Regions from separate parts of the Homo sapiens genome. Here region 2 is linked to region 1. The links are chromatin contacts, found by Hi-C or POLR2A ChIA-PET in ENCODE. All regions are on one chromosome and are shown on one strand. The core of a region is the stretch at or near the end of the contact, and the rest is flanking DNA. Distances in the headings are between cores, read along the strand shown. Region 1 overlaps LINC02888 (long intergenic non-protein coding RNA 2888). Region 2 has its middle 180 kb from the start of AGR3.

Region 1 (3,305 bases), core at 328-2,827:
GCTCAGAAAAGAAGAAAGCAAATATAAAAGAAATATGACCATTTTGTTATTTTGCTCTTACATGGAATTGAAATTAAGCTATATGGAAAATTCACTAAATTCTACCGATCTATCTTTTTAAAAGGGAAATGTTAAGCAGTTCTGAAAGAGTGCACCCAGCTTCCTTTCCAAAGGATACTGCTAATGGAGTTGAACACACCCTTCCTGTCACCCCAGGTGCTAAATATGTGGAAGTTGGGAATATCTAAATGCTTGGAGATCCTGAAGATACTCCCTGAGGTGGCTATAAAAAGACTACGCTTGGCTTCTGAGAATGTAGTGGCAGACACTTTCACTTTATTTTATTTTACTTTATTTTATCATGGGAGGAAGTTTTATTGAGTCACCATCCCCCTACACCTCAACTTCTCTTTTTTAAAAATATGTGTAAGTTTTTTCTACTTCTGTCTCTCAGGAACAGGTTTTTGGTGGTTCAGAAATTTCTCCCACTTTTACCTGACTGTGGGCAACCTCAGCAACAGAGGCTCCTGGAAATATCCTCCACCTATTTTTCTCAGATGTGAGAACGGTTGACTGGAGTTATGAGGGGGAAGTGGCTGGTGCAGAAAGTTGCCAAAAGGGTGATGGAAAGTTCTTTACTGATGAAAAAAGAAAAGAATAATAATTCATATTTATCTTTTGACCAAGACAAGATAGGAACAGAGGTGCCTTTGCTTGCTTTCACCTCAAGCAGGAAGTGAGAGTCCTATTAGCCTCTGGGTTCTGGGAAGTCAACGATTTGGGGTTATTTTTCTTCCCGCCCATTTCTTTACCTTACTCATAGGTTTAATATTGACCTCTGTCTTTATCACTGAATCTGTTTTTCAAATTGAGCAATTCTCAATTTGTCAGATGATTTATTTTTTACATATACATGAATGTTTTGTTGAAACAAGACTTTCAGCGGTATCAGTCATGGGGGAGCTTAGCTGTGAACCCGGAGGTGAGAGTAAAGTCTTAGAACAAAGAGGAATTCGAAATTACGGAACATTTTTAACTTCTTTACTCAGTGGTAAAGAATGGAACATCTTTTACGTCAAACTACTGAAGTTGTGGGCAAAATTACAAGCGATGATTATGCAGGATAGGTTAGTTTTTGGCCATTTTAGGCTTTTCTTGATTTTATGGAGTAGTCTGAAAGGAGTGAGCTGGTGAGAGAATTTACTAGGTGCTGAAGCAATGAGAACTGACAGCTGATATACAGGGGAAGAGCTCCGTTTCAGTCACATTGAATTTGAGGTGCCTTTAAGAGGAGGTAATCAGGAAGAATTTGCAACAGTTCTTTAAACCCCGGTGGATATCAGAGCTAATCATGTATCCGTGGGAGTTGTCAGGGTAAATCTGATGACTGATGCCAAGAACCTCACATAAGGAGGTCAGGTGGCATGAGAAGAGATGATGAGTGAGAACACAAGCTGAGAAAGAACAGTATTTAGAGGATGGACTGAAGGACAAGTGGGGGAGTTTGAAAATGCGGAGCTGTAGAGGTAAAGGACACTGAGTATATCTGCTCTGGTCCTTTGGGGACTTTCCACAGCACTAGCTTCACCTTGGTTGCTTGCCAACTGCTGAGACAGTAAGTCCAGATTTTAGTATTTGACCCACGCTGCCTTCTCCAGATCATGCTCCTTGATATTACCTCTGAATTTGCTGAAAGAAAAACATTTCCACTCAAATATCACTTGAACATGATTTATGAGTAAAATGAATAATATTTTACTATAAAACATACAGAGGTGAGTCTCATAACGATATTCAGGGTGGCCCCAAGCTATCTTCTTTTTTTTTATTTTTAAAGTTTTCAAAATATTTTCAGGCCAAGTGTGGTGGCTCATGCCTGTAATCCCAACACTTTGGGAGACTGAGGCAAGAAGATCACTTCAACTCAGGAATTTGAGACCAGTCTGGGCAACATAGCGAGACTTCATCTCCACTTAAAAAAAAAAAAAAAAAAAAAAAACTCAAATGTGGTGGCGCACGCCTTTGGTCCCAGCTACTTGGGAGCGCTGAGGTGGGAAATCTCTTGAGCCTGGGAAATAACGGCTACAGTGAGCTTTGATCGTGCCATTGCACTCTAGCCTGGGTGGCACAGTGAGACCCTGTTTCAAAAAAAGTGAATATATTTAAGGTATACAGCAGGATGTTTTAATATAGAGAGTTAAATGACTGCTATCGTTAGCTAATTAACATACCCATCTTCTCAGGTAGTTACCTTGTGTATGTGTGTGGTGAGAATACTTGAGATATACTCTCCTATCAAATTTCATGTATATAATATAGTATTACTAACTATGGTCACTATGCTATACATTAGATCTCTAGAATGTATTCACCCTACATACCTAAAATTTTATACACTTTGACCAGCACCTTCCCTTTCTTCTCTCCCAGCCCCTTCCCCTAATAACCACCATTCTACTCTCTGCTACTGTGAATTCAGCTGTTTGAGATTCCACATCTAAGCTATCTTCTTTATTAGCCATTGCTAAAGAGTCACTGATAAGCCTGCTTCCTGTCTGTTGGGTGCAACTAAAAAGCAGACCCTTGATCTGGCATTCTGGTGGTGAAGTGACTTATAGCTCTAGAACCTCCCAACCCAAGCCATCCTACGGCAGCTGTTCTGAAGTTGACTTTTATAGCTTCTACAGAACTGTAAGCTTGCCGTTGAAAGTGGCACCTAGCCATTTATTCGCCAGTAATTATAAGCAAATGAATCAAATTTGAAGCAGGAGTGTAATAAAATCAGTAATGGATAGGATTTTAAGCAACAGGCAAACTTCTAAGAGGGGCTGGCACCCCTTTTTAAAAATAGATTAATGTCATCTGCAAACAGAGACAATTTGACTTCCTCTCTTCCTACTTGAATACCCTTTATTTCTTTCCCTTGGCTGATTGCCCCGGCCAGAACTTCCAATACTATGTTGACTAGGAGTGGTGAGAGAGGGCATCCTTTTCTTGTGCCAGTTTTCAAAGGGAATGCTTCCAGTTTTTGCCCATTCAGTATGATACTGGCTGCGGGTTTGTCATAAACAGCTCTTATTTTGAGATATGTTCTATCAATACCTAGTTTATTGAGAGTTTTTACCATGAAGGGGTGTTGAATTTTATTGAAGGCCTTTTCTGCATCTATTGGGATAATCATGTGGCTTTTGTCATTGGTTCTGTTTATGTGATGGATTACGTTTATTGATGTGCATATGTTGAGCCAGCCTTGCATCCCAGGGATGAAGCTGACTTGATTGTGGTGGATACGCTTTTTGGTGTGC
Region 2 (3,305 bases), core at 294-2,793, 340 kb before region 1:
AGAACAGATTGTAAGGGAGATGTAAGGGTAGAAGCAGGAACACCAGCTAAGAGGCAAACATAACCCAGTCTTGAAGTGGTCAAACTGTGGCTCTGTTTTGAAGGTAGTAGTGACAGGATTTCCTGGCAGACTGGATGTGCAGCTATGAGAGAAAGCAAGAGTCAGGTCAGCCCTAAGGCTTTTGGCCTAAACAAATGCAGGATGGAATCGCCATTCTTCAGGTAAATTGGAACAAGTGTCAAGGGATGCATTAGGAGTTTAACTCAAAGCACATCAAAGAAAGAATAAATTAATCAATTATATATTCATAGAATGAACCAGAGCACTGAAAATAAATGAAGAAGCAATGGATCTCATGGACGAATACTAAAAACACAGCATCGTGCCAAAGAAGTCAGATACAGAAGAATATATACTACCAGTTTCCAATTTTGTAAAATTTAAAAATAGGAAAAAAATTACCTTGTTTAGAGATGCATATTCAAATAGCCAAAGAATAAAGTAATGCAAAGCTATGATTCCCATCATATTTAATAGAGCAGTTATCTGTAAGGTGAGAATGAAGGAATGAACATACTGTTGAATGCTGAGGCAGGTAGGATGATGGTTATGTGAATATTTGTCTGATGATTTTTCACTTTATGCATTTTAATATCCCTGTGTTATATTTAGCAACAACAACAAAAGCTTTAGAAATGCTATGCAGCTTTCAAGACCTACTCCTCCATGAAATTTGTTCTGATCACCCCGTTCTGTGAGCTTTATTTCTATTCTAAAGATAGAATCATTATTAACTGTATAGGTCAATTGATTAAACATTACCTTATAACATTGCTTCAGTGGTTATCTTGAAATATTAGGAAACTATTTGGTAGTGGTTCAAATAATGTTTTATTATAGATCATCCTTCCATCCAGCTCTTGAACCCCATGGCAAAAAACCCAATTTTTTGTTCACAATAGTAACTTGATGTCTGGTAACTAACACATAATTATAGATTGCAGATCTAGGGAATACATTATTCAAGTATTTATTTTTGAAAAGTTCTAATAGTATCACACCATGAAGGGCAATATTGTGCCCTGGAAAGAATATTAGAATTAAAGTAAAGAAGTCTGAGTACTCCTTCTTCTCTTGGTAGATGTTTGCTTAACCAAGCTATTTAACTTTTCCAAGTATTGAGTTCTTTGTGTGTTAAGTGTGGTATTTGGGCTAAATTCTCCTTTTCGGTTGTAATATTCTATGAATCTTTGAAATACTGTATTATAAAAGGATGCAAGAATCAAGGTTCAGAATCTGTTAAACAAATCATGTCAAAAAGTACAGAGATTATAAGGGCCAATTTTGGAAAACAACAGACCTGGTATTTTTTGAACAGGTAAAAATAATTTTTTTAATTGAAGGAAAGCTCAATATATTTCAAGTAAAAAGACACATAGAAAATAGAGGAAAAAAAATGGTGATATAAGCCACACAACGATAAACCACTTTTTATTTTTTTTTCCAAGAAGAAATGAGGAGATGAGTCACCAACTGACTCTGTGACCAAAAAGTCATAGAGGAAATTCAGAAACAGAAGCTGGATTAGGGGAACTGAAACAATCATCAAAGAAATAAAGTATGCATATTTATTTTTCATGGGATAGAACATTGTGTACTTAGTTGCCCCAATTTTGCTGTTTTGTTTTATGGGTTTATTTGGGGAAAAATAGCCTATTCAAATTTAGGTGGAAATTATTAGAGATTATTGATAAATAATTTGAATAGTCATTAAATTGTAATCTCTTAAGAGATAGAGAATTTAAAGCTTGTTTATTCCTGATACCCAGTTATTAAATGTATTTGAATCTGTTTCTATACCTGCTCAGTGATCAGTCACTAAGCCTATTACTGAACACCTCCAATAACAGAGGTCTTAGTATCTTCTGTTGCTGCAGTTTAAAAGACTTACTGTATTTTCACACAGAGGGCTACTTTATATGGAGAGATTATTTTACAGCTGTCCTTAAATGGTATCTTTTTTTTTTTTTTTGGTTGGTTTAACTTCACAATATGTATGCCTGATTTTCCTCCATTTTATTTACTGTTGTCAATGATACTTTTAAGGATTACTACTTACTGAGAGTGAGATTACATGCTTATATTTCATGATTTGGGGGACCAATACTCTAAATCCCATATGGTGGGCTCACAGAAAGAATAACTATCTATCTGATTGCCACCGGAGCATTATATTTTATATTAGTTGACTGAATACAGTTTGACCAGATCATGGCAAACTTGCTTGTCTGTTGGTTCCCTACACATATGGACCCTTTTATATTCAAGGACAAAATGAAGTCACCAAAAGACAAAATTAAAGTATTTTAGAATATGGCTGGGCATGGTGGCTCACACCTGTAATCCCAGCACTTTGGGAGGCCGAGGCAGCTGATCACCTGAGGTCAGGAGTTCGAGACCAGCCTGGCCAACATGGTGAAACCCTATCTCTACTAAAAATACGAAATTTAGATGCGTTGGCATGCTCCTGTAATCCCAGCTACTTGGGAGGCTGAGGCAGGAGAACCGCTTAAACTCAGGAGGTGGAGGTTGCATTGAGCTGAGATCGTGCCACTGCACTCTAGCCTGGGCAACAGAGCAAGACTCCATCTCAAAAAAAAAAAAAATTCAGAAGACATAGTTAATTTCAGTTACTTCCTCTTTCTGTTTTTTACCTTCTTCATTATAGAGCGTTTCTCCCTAAATCTGAAAATGAATACTCTGAAAAATTACAACTTTAGATGTTTTGCTATAGGAACAAGATCAATATTTACTCAGATAAAATTTACTACTATTCTGTTTGTAAATAAGAACTTGAAGAAATGGATCCAAGTTACGTGGTTACTTATATAGAATGATCAAAAACAAAAGGGAACTGGATAATTCTATTACATTTATGGAAACGTAGGACCAGAAGGTTAAGTGTGAATGCACTATGTGCTCTAGGTTATGTTGAATCTGACACCTTAATCCTGGCACCAGCAGTGAAGTCCTTGCCTTAGGGCCTTAAGGGTGTCCCAGCATTCAATGCACTCAATGCATTTTACTTAAGCCATGCAATAATGAGGCATCCTCATATTTTCTTTGAGCTTTCAATCAAATGATAAGTAGAGTTTTAGTGAAGATTCTCATAATGTGTTCATTTCTTGCTATGATAACTTTTCCTTATAAGAAATACGATCTTACATTCTCTCCCAACTGAAACTTTTGACTGTGTCATCTTCAATAAAGCAATTCATTCTATATCATATGTAGAATGCTCATGT

Evidence for each region. Hi-C counts contacts between places; a loop is a spot of excess contacts on that map. ChIA-PET counts read pairs that join two places held with the same protein, here RNA polymerase II (POLR2A). Pooled maps may share reads with other maps.
Region 2: a loop to region 1 is called in a pooled map, with 4 times the contacts of the local background. The contact joins two enhancer-like sites. A Hi-C loop is called at or near these places in 1 of 168 maps with a recorded cell type or tissue (endothelial cell of umbilical vein) and 4 of 50 pooled maps. POLR2A ChIA-PET finds 5 or more read pairs at or near these places in 1 of 52 experiments (activated CD8-positive, alpha-beta memory T cell).

What each region holds. Positions count from the first base shown.
Region 1 is chr7:17,401,619-17,404,923 of GRCh38, forward strand. The region is part of intron 1 of LINC02888 (long intergenic non-protein coding RNA 2888); the gene reads left to right. Among named protein-coding and RNA genes, the nearest start is that of LINC02888, 28 kb to the left of the region's middle. Within about 2 kb of position 1,578, at least 2 of the 41 ENCODE cell types and tissues checked have a DNase peak (open chromatin) inside an H3K27ac peak, as active enhancers do.
Region 2 is chr7:17,057,213-17,060,517 of GRCh38, forward strand. No RefSeq gene overlaps it. Among named protein-coding and RNA genes, the nearest start is that of AGR3, 180 kb to the left of the region's middle. Within about 2 kb of position 1,544, at least 2 of the 41 ENCODE cell types and tissues checked have a DNase peak (open chromatin) inside an H3K27ac peak, as active enhancers do.